Linked DNA regions of Homo sapiens: region 2 is linked to region 1. Evidence: chromatin contacts called from ENCODE POLR2A ChIA-PET data. All regions are on one chromosome and are shown on one strand. Each heading gives the region's core, a stretch centred on a gene start or an enhancer-like site at or near the end of the contact. The rest is flanking DNA. Distances are from core to core; before and after follow the strand shown. Region 1 overlaps RPRD2 (regulation of nuclear pre-mRNA domain containing 2). Region 2 overlaps PRUNE1 (prune exopolyphosphatase 1).

Region 1 (4,294 bases), core at 1,631-4,130:
GGTGTTTGATAAATATTGAAAAAACTGAATGGAAACTAGGGATTTATAAACAAATTTCATCTTAGAGCTCAAAGTTAGGGTCTGTATCTACCCACCTGTATTACTAATTTGTTTATGTATGATATGTGATTAAAAAGCTGTATGCCTATGGCAATACTGTTACACTCTACAGGTCATCAATCTAAATGAACCTTACATTTAGAAAGGTTTTTACCTAGACGATAGCTTCAATAATTATGTTCCATTTTTTTCCCTTTTTTTAATTAATCAAAAACATAAATAAATGCCTATCAGAACTTCAAATCACTAAGAGATAGTTATGCCACAGAGGGGGAAAAAAACAAAAAACACAAGAATTTAAAATCTTGATAGTCTAGTTAATCTATATAGTCTAAATCTTGAATAAATAAGCAAGCTATCAAAATTTTCTTGCACTGTAGAAAATATTTTATGAATAAGAAAGGCTGTGTAGGATGGTGGGTAAGAGTGTATACTGTAGATCAAGAATGCCTGGGTTTGAATTCTGTCTCCATCTCCACCACCTATTAGCTGTGTAACCACGGGCAAGTTACTTAACCTCTTGGCACAGCCGGGCACGGTGGCTCATGCCTGTAATCCCAGCACTTTGGGAGGCCAAGACGGGCGGATCACAAGGTCAGGATATCGAGACCATCCTGGCTAACACAGTGAAACCCCATCTCTACCAAAAATGCAAAAAATTAGCCAGCCTGGTGGTGGGTGCCTGTAGTCCCAGCTACCAGCTACTCAGGAGGCTGAGGCAGGAGAATGGAGTGAACACGGGAGGCGGAGCTTGCAGTGAGCCACGATCGTGCCACTGCACTCTAGCCTGGGTGACAGAGAGAGACTCCGTCTCAAAAACAAAAACAAAAACAAAAAACCTCTTTGTGCCTCTGTTTTCTAATCTGTAAAATGGAGATCATAATAATACCTAATTAAAAGAGTTGTGAGAACTGAATGAATGAATACACGTAAAATGCTTAGAACAGTGCCTGGCATATAGTAAGCACTTAACAAAAGTTAGCTATAAAATTATTACCAGCTTCATGGTCCATCTAAGGATCTCGATATCCAAACTGAGAAACCATTGGCATACATTAACCGTACTTTGTAAATTCTCTGCAAAACCAAATCCTGTATGAAGAGATTTTTTTCTAGTCCATGTTTATATGTTTCATTTTGAAAAACATACCAGCTTGCATTGAGATTTACTTCAAAGTACTAAGGGAGAGGAGGTAAAGTGAAGGAGATAGGTGAAAAAAGACTGTTATGTGATAACTACTGAAGTGGGGAGATCAGTAGAAAGGTGGTGTGTCATTACCCTTCTATTTTTATACATAAAGTTTCTATGAAAAATAGCTAAGAAGAGTGCGGTGGCTCATGCCTGTAATCTCAGCACTTTGGGAAGCCAAGGAGGGTGGGCTGCTTGAGCTTAGGAGGTTGAGACCAGACTGGCAAACATGGCAAAACCCCATCTCTACAAAAAAATACAAAAAATTAGCTGGGTGTGGTGTGTGTACCTGTAATCCCAACTGCTTGGCAGGCTGAGGCAGGAGAATCACTTGAACCCAGGGGGCAGAGGTTGCAGTGAGTCAAGATCATGCCACTGCACTCCAGCCTGGGTGACAGAACAAGAATATGTCTCAAAAAAAAAAAAAAAAAAAAGACAAAATGGATGTCATTAACACAATATTTTCCATTTTGTCCTCCTAGTTCTTCAAAGCATATGCTAATTTACTACAGAGAGGCTAGTCCAATTCGTCTCTCACAAACTGGGAATGTAATTTCCAGCACTGTAGACAGTGTCTGGAATGTAAATTCCAGACAGAATTATCTCTACTTGTAGATTGTAGAACTTTCATCTACAGGTACAGAACTACTTATAGATGAAAAACTGAGGTTCACAGTTTAAGTACTTTGCAAAGTGTCATCCAGTATTAAGTGACCGGAGTTAACATGTTAACACAGGCCTCTTTTATATTTTTCCATATTGATTCCCATTTTACCATTAAAAATGGGAAAGAAGGTCTGGGCCTGGTGGTTCACGCCTGTAATCCTACCACTTTGGGAGACCAAGGCAGGCAGATAGCTTGAGCCCAAGAGTTCAGCCTGGGCAACATGGCAATACCTCGTCTCTACAAAAAACATAAAAATTTGGCCGGGCGTGGTGGCTCACGCCTGTAATCCCAGCACTTTGGGAGGCTGAGGTGGGCGAATCACTTGAAGTCAGGAGTTTGAGACCAGTCTGGCCAACATGGTGAAACCCCATCTCTACTAAAAAATACAAAAATTAGTTGGGCGTGGTGGCATGTGCCTGTAATCCCAGCTACTCAGGAAGCGGAGGCATGAAAATCACTTGAGCCCGGGAGATGGAGGTTGCAGTGAGCCGAGATTCCGCCACTGTACTCCAGCCTAGGCGACAGAGTGAGACTCTGCATCAAAAAAAAACAAAAACAAAAACATAAAAATTAGCCAGGTGTAGGCCGGGCACAGTGGCTCACGCCTGTAATCCCAGCACTTTGGGAGGCTGAGGCGGGCGGATCATGAGGTCAGGAGATCCAGACCACGGTGAAACCCCGTCTCTACTAAAAATACAAAAAAAAAAAAAAAAAAATTAGCTGGGCGCGGTGACGGGCGCCTGTAGTCCCAGCTGCTCGGGAGGCTGAGGCAGGAGAATGGCGTGAACCCGGGAGGCGGAGCTTGCAGTGAGCCGAGATCGCGCCACTGCACTCCAGCCTGGGCGACAGAGCAAGACTCCGTCTCAAAAAAAAAAAAAAAAAAAAAAAAAAAAAAAAATTAGCCAGGTGTGGTGGCATGGTTCCAGCTACTCAGGAGGCTGAGGTGGCAGGATTGCTTGAGCCCAGGAGGCGGAGGTTGCAGTGAGCGGAGATCATGCCCTGCACTCCAGCCTGGGCAACAGAGCCAGACTCTGTCCCTCCCCCACCTCCCCACAGAAAAGAGAGAAAGAAGAACGAAGTACAGAAATGATAATCTGGGCAAATTGCACATCAAGTCCATATGCCTCCAACTGCTGCACCTGTAATTTCTTTCACTAAATTATAAATGCTTCCTTCTGATAAACAGAAATTAAAGCAATTCTGTTCCTTAAGTTCTTGATTAGCTATTTCACATTATGTTGGCAAACATTTACTGATTGCTAACTGTACGCCAGCACTATCCTAGTTGTTTGGGGACAGGGCAACAAATAAGACAAACTTGTCATCTGGTGGAGGGAAGCCAGACAATAAACGTGTAACAAACAAGGTAATATCATATACTGAAAATAAGATGATGTGACAGCAATTGAAGGCACTACTTGAAATAAAGCGAAGCCGGGTGCAGTGGCTCACGCCTGTAATTCCAACACTTTGGGAGGCTGAGGTGGGTAGATCGCCTGAGATCAGGAGTTCAAAACCAGCCTGGCCAACATGGTGAAACCCTGTCTCTACAAAAAATACAAAAATTAGCCAGGTACCGGGTGCGGCGGCTCACACCTGTAATCCCAGCACTTTGGGAGGCTGAGAGGCAGGTGGATCACCTGAGGTCCAGAGTTCAAGACCAGCCTGGCCAACATGGTGAAACCCTGCGTCTACTAAAAATACAAAAATTAGCCAGGCATGGTGGCGCATGCCTGTAATTCCAGCTACTTGGGAGGCTGAGGCAGGAGAATCACTTGAACCTGGGAGGCGGAGGTTGCAGTGAGCTGAGATCGTGCCATTATACTCCAGCATGGGTGAAAAGAGTGAAACTCTGTCTCAAAAAAAAAAAAAAAAAAAAATTAGCTGGGCTTAGTGGTGCACGCCTGTAATCCCAGCTACTCAGGAGGCTGAGGCAAGAGAATCACTTTGACCTGGGAGGAAGAGGTTGCAGTGAGCTGAGATCACGCCACCGCACTCCAGACTGGACGACAAAGCGAAATTCCATCTCAAAAAAATTAAATTAAATTAAATTAATTTAAAATAAATAAAAAACAGATACATGTAATTTAAAAAAATCTATTAAGACTCCGTATTAAAAAAAAAAAAAAAAAAACAAGAAATAAGGTGATCAAAGTAGGTCTTTCTGAGGAGGTAATAGTTGAGATTTGATCTAAACAATGAGAAGGAGGCAGGATGTGAAGAAGCCCGAGGTAGGCAGAGCAGATGGTACAGGACTTACAGATCAATGTAAAAGAAATTCAGACCTTCAACTTGTTGCAATGGGATATCACTGCAGGGTTTTAAAGCAGAGGAATGACATTTGTTTATGCTACAGAAAGATCACCTTAGAAAATGAT
Region 2 (4,681 bases), core at 1,249-3,748, 660 kb before region 1:
CCTAGAAAGCAGATGAGAGACTAGGGGTCAAACAGGGTAGGCCAGGGTCCCAAGACCAAGAAGGCAAGGACAGCCAGATGGGTCAAGGAAGGAAAAACAGCCTCTCTTTGGGGCAATGAATGGGGGAGATAATTGAAAATGTAATCATAGCCGGGCGCGGTGACTCAGGCCTGTAATCCCAGCACTTTGGGAGGCTGAGGTGGGCGGATCACCTGAGGTCAGGAGTTTGGGACCAGCCTGGTCAACATGATGAAACTCTGTCTCTACTAAAAATACAAAGAATTAGCTGGGTGTGGTGGCGGGCACTTGTAATCCCAGCTACTCAGGAGGCTGAAGCAGGAGAATCACTTGAACCTGGACTCTGTCTCAAAAAAAAAAAAAAAAAAGAAAGAAAGAAAATGTAATCACATAATCAAAAGCCATCTTAAATAACTGGTGACAATAGGTACCTTTAGAGCAAGTAACTTTGGAGAGAAGGATGAAACCCAGAACAGAGGCTTTTACTTTTTATCTTTCCCTCTTCCTATACTGTTTACATGTGAGTTCTTTCTTTCTTTCTTCCTTTTTATGTCAACAGGTGGTAGCTGAGTACAAGAATACAGTTTTTTTTGGGTTCTCTTCATCTTTTGTTTACTCACAAAATATTTCTTTTGCCTCCCTAACCAATTCTATAGATTTCACTCTGATAATTTAGTATACTCTCAGCATATTTTATATATATGTCCTGTATTCTCTGAATAGACTGGAACCTATGAGGCTCTTTTTGTTTTTTTTTGAGACGGAGTTTCGCTGTCGTTGCCCAAGCTGGAGTACAATGGCGCAATCTCGGCTCACTGCAACCTCCACTTCCCGGGTTCAAGCGATTTTCCTGCCTCAGCCTCCTGAGTAGATGGGATTACAGGCACACACCACCACGCTCAGCTAATTTTTCGTATTTTTAGTAGAAACGGAGTTTCACCATGTTAGCTAGGCTGGTCTTGAACTCCTGACCTCAGGTGATCTGCCCACCTCGGCCTCCCAAAGTGTTGGGATTACAGGCGTGAGCCACTGCGTCTGGCCCTTCTGAGGCTCTTAATACATTCCTCCTCATCCTAACCAAGAGCCAGGATAGAACAATCCAGTAAATGACTGATTATTTCATGCTTAGGCTAATATGGTACTTCATTTCTTTCTGGTATAAAATTTAAATAATTGGCCAGGCGCGGTGGCTCATGCCTGTAATCCCAGCACTTTGGGAGGCCCAGGCGGGCAGATCACCTGAGCTTCAGAGTTCAAGACCAGCCTGGTCAACATGGTGAAACCCGATCTTTACTAAAAATACCAAAATTAGCTGGGCGTGGTGGTGGGCGCCTGTAATCCCAGCTACTCGGGAGGCTGAGGCAGGAGAATCGCTTGAACCCAGGAGGTCGAGGTTGCAGTGTGCCAAGATTGTGCCACTGCACTCTAGCCTGGGTGGCAGAGCAAGACTCTGTCTCAAAAAAAAAAAAATAATATAATGAACAAGGCTTGCCTTTCTGTTTTCTTATCTGGGAGGCAGAAAAGTCAGCTAACATTTCATACCTGATACATCAAACTTTGCCTTTTGTAGGGAATCAAATATATCATTTCTCTTGGGTAGGTCTGGGAAAAGGGCCTCTAGTTTCTCCACATATTTGCTGTCCTTTGGGGTTGCCTTTCCAATTTTAAGGTCCATGTTGACACAGTCCAGGATGATGGTTCCTGTGGAGAAGGGAGATGGTGGAACTTGAATCCTGTGACCCTTCACACACAACCACCAGAACATATATAACCTTCACACCAAATGGACACACACAAGGAGATTTGTATAGCAAAATCTCTGAAAGCAAAATGAGAAACTGGGATGGACAGTGTCCTCAGACCTCCCAAATCCAAACTAAAATGTAGGAAGGGAAATGGGGAAAAGGTAGAAAGAAAGCCTGAGCATCTCAAACCTTGGAGATTTTACAGCCTAGTCAGACAGAGATACACCTCTTCAGTAGGCCAAATCCCATCAAAGAATCTTCTAAGTTGGAAAAGACAGTCTAGTCCAACTCACTCTCTCTCTCTTTTTTTTTACAAGTGGAAAAATGAGAACAAGAAAGGTTAAGAGATTTGCTCAAGGTCACCTATTTCCTGGAGGAATTGGTATTGGAATCTGTTTCCTGCTTCTTTAGCTAATCCTCCTTCCATCATAAAATGATGCCAATAGGAAGCTTCTTGGTCTGTTGCCCTGCACTTCCTTTCTACTTTCTCCAACAAGTATCCCACAGGCCTTTAAACACATGCTCAATTGTCCCCTGAAAGAATCCTATCTTTTGGTATGAGCTGAATGGCTCTGAGAGCATATGGTTAGGCTGGAAGCGTCTAGACTTTTCCACCCTCCCTTCTCAGGGACAGGAATAGAACTACTGAGGTCCCAATCCAAAAGCCACCCTTACCATGCAGAAGGGCTGCAGTTTGCCTGTCCAAGATCTCTGGTGCCCCCTGCAGGATTCTCTCGGTCACCAGGGTAGCACAGGACCCCACCAGCTCAACTGAAACATGGCAGGGAGGGCAGTGTTTCGGCTCGATGGGTCGATGGTCTAGCACCTCTGCTACTGCCTCCTCTAGGGCTGTGTCACTTCTGTGGAGGGGAGGGTATGGGAAAAGAGGAAGAAAGATAGGTACGGACACTCCAGCTGCTTCTAGCCAACCTCTACCCCACACATCAAGGAAAATGCAGATGTCTTTTTTTTTTTGAGACGGAGTTTCACTCTTGTCGCCCAGGCTAGAGTGCAATGGTGCGTTCTTGGCTCACTGCAACCTTTGCATCTCGGGTTCAAGCGATTCTCCTGCCTCAGCCTCCTGAGTAGCTGGGATTAAAGGCGCCTGCCAACATGCCCAGCTAATTTTTTTGTATTTTTAGTAGAGATGGGGTTTCGCCATGTTGGCCAGTCTGGTCTCAAACTCCTGACCTCAGGTGATCTGCCAGGCAAGCATTTAAAACTGACCTTTGGTTACTTTTACCTCTGCCTAACTCCTCTCAATTCTTTTTTTTTTTTTTTTTTGAGACGGAGTCTCACTCTGTTGCCCAGGTTGGAGTGCAATGGCACGATCTCGGCTCCTGCAACCTCCACCTCCCGGGTTCAAGTGATTCTCCTGCCTCAGCCTCCTGGGTAACCAGGATTACAAGGCACGTGCCACCAAACCCGGCTAATTTTTTTTTTTGTATTTTTAGTAAAGATGGGGTTTCACCATGTTGGTCAGGCTGGTCTCGAACTCCTGACCTCGTGATCTGCCCGCCTTGGCCTCCCAAAGAGCTGGGATTACAGGCGTGAGCCACCGCGCCCAGCAATTCTTTTCTTTAATGTTATAATTGGAGTCATCTTTAAATAGTGTATAAGCAAATTCTGTGAAGCATCTGCTGCAAATATCTTACCCCCACATTTGCTGTCCTTTAGCGTTGCCTTTCCAACCCTATACCCTTGACACCCTTGATACCCAACATCTAAATTTCTCCTTTTTTTTTTTTTTTCTAAGACGGAATCTCGCTGTGTCGCCCAGGCTGGAGTGCAGTGGTGCAATCTTGGCTCACTGCAACCTCCGCCTCCCAGGTTCAAGCAATTCTCCTGCCTCAGCCTCCTAAGTAGCTGGGAGTACAGGCGCCCACCACCAGGCCCAGCTAATTTTTGTATTTTTAGTAGAGACGGGGTTTCACCATATTGGCCAGGCTGGTCTCGAACTCCTGACCTCGTGATCCGCCCGCCTCGGCCTCCCAAAGTGCTGGGATTACAGGCATGAGCCACCGCGCCCAGCAAATCTCTCCTATTTTTATAACCCACTCAATACTTAGATTCCATGTGGGTCACCAGGTCCTGTGAATTCTATCTTAATTCCTATCCATGCCCTAGTTTCTAACTCTCTGTTACTGCCCCACTCTAGGCCCTCAATATCTCTCGTCTGGACTATTCCAGTAGTCTCTTAACCAATCACCTGCTTCCAACCAAGAGCCCTCCTGGGCTGTCCTTCACAAAGTGGCCTGAATGATCATTTGAAAAAAGAAAATCTGATTCTTTTAGGACCCAGAATATAATTTAAAATAGTTCCCCACGGCCTAAAATAAAATCCAATCACCTTAGAAGGGCCTATGAGGCCTCCATAATCTGCCTCCTGCCTGCCCCCTCTGTCTCATCTTTTTCCATGTCCTACTTCTCCCTCAAATTTTATGCTCCAGCTGTGCAAAACAAATTCCATTTCCCCTAGCTCACCATGCTATTTCACGCCTGCCTGCATTTGATTCTATTAATTACTCCCTCTGCCTGGAATGCCTTTCCTAACCACCTTCCCTCCTCCCTCCCAATTCACCAAGCAAACACCTAGTCCTCTTTCAAGACTGAGATCAGTGCTCACTTCAGCAGCACATGCGCTAAAATTGGAATGACACAGAGAAGATTAGCATGGCCGCTGAGCAAGGATGACATGCACATTTGTGAACTGTTCCATAAAAAAAAAATATATATATTTAAAATAAAAAATAAAGGCTGGGCATGGTGGCTCACATCTGTAATCGCAGCACTTTGGGAGGCCAAGGCGGGCGGATCACGAGGTCAGATCGAGACCATCCTGGCTAACACGGTGAAACCCTGTCTCTACTAAAAATACAAAAATTAGCCAGGTGTGGTGGCGGGCACACCTGTAGTCC

What was found. ChIA-PET counts read pairs that join two places held with the same protein, here RNA polymerase II (POLR2A).
Region 2: POLR2A ChIA-PET joins it to region 1 with 12 read pairs in activated B cell. The contact joins two enhancer-like sites. POLR2A ChIA-PET finds 5 or more read pairs at or near these places in 5 of 52 experiments (PC-9, activated B cell, activated CD4-positive, alpha-beta T cell and 1 more).

The regions. Positions count from the first base shown.
Region 1 is chr1:150,367,962-150,372,255 of GRCh38, reverse strand. The region is part of intron 1 of RPRD2 (regulation of nuclear pre-mRNA domain containing 2); the gene reads right to left. Among named protein-coding and RNA genes, the nearest start is that of RPRD2, 6.0 kb to the right of the region's middle. Within about 2 kb of position 2,880, at least 2 of the 41 ENCODE cell types and tissues checked have a DNase peak (open chromatin) inside an H3K27ac peak, as active enhancers do.
Region 2 is chr1:151,022,553-151,027,233 of GRCh38, reverse strand. PRUNE1 (prune exopolyphosphatase 1) reads right to left here. Exons shown (of 8, transcript NM_021222.3): 4 at 2,439-2,623; 5 at 1,561-1,719; 6 at 1. It also overlaps the pseudogene RNU6-884P. Among named protein-coding and RNA genes, the nearest start is that of BNIPL, 12 kb to the left of the region's middle. Within about 2 kb of position 2,498, at least 10 of the 41 ENCODE cell types and tissues checked have a DNase peak (open chromatin) inside an H3K27ac peak, as active enhancers do.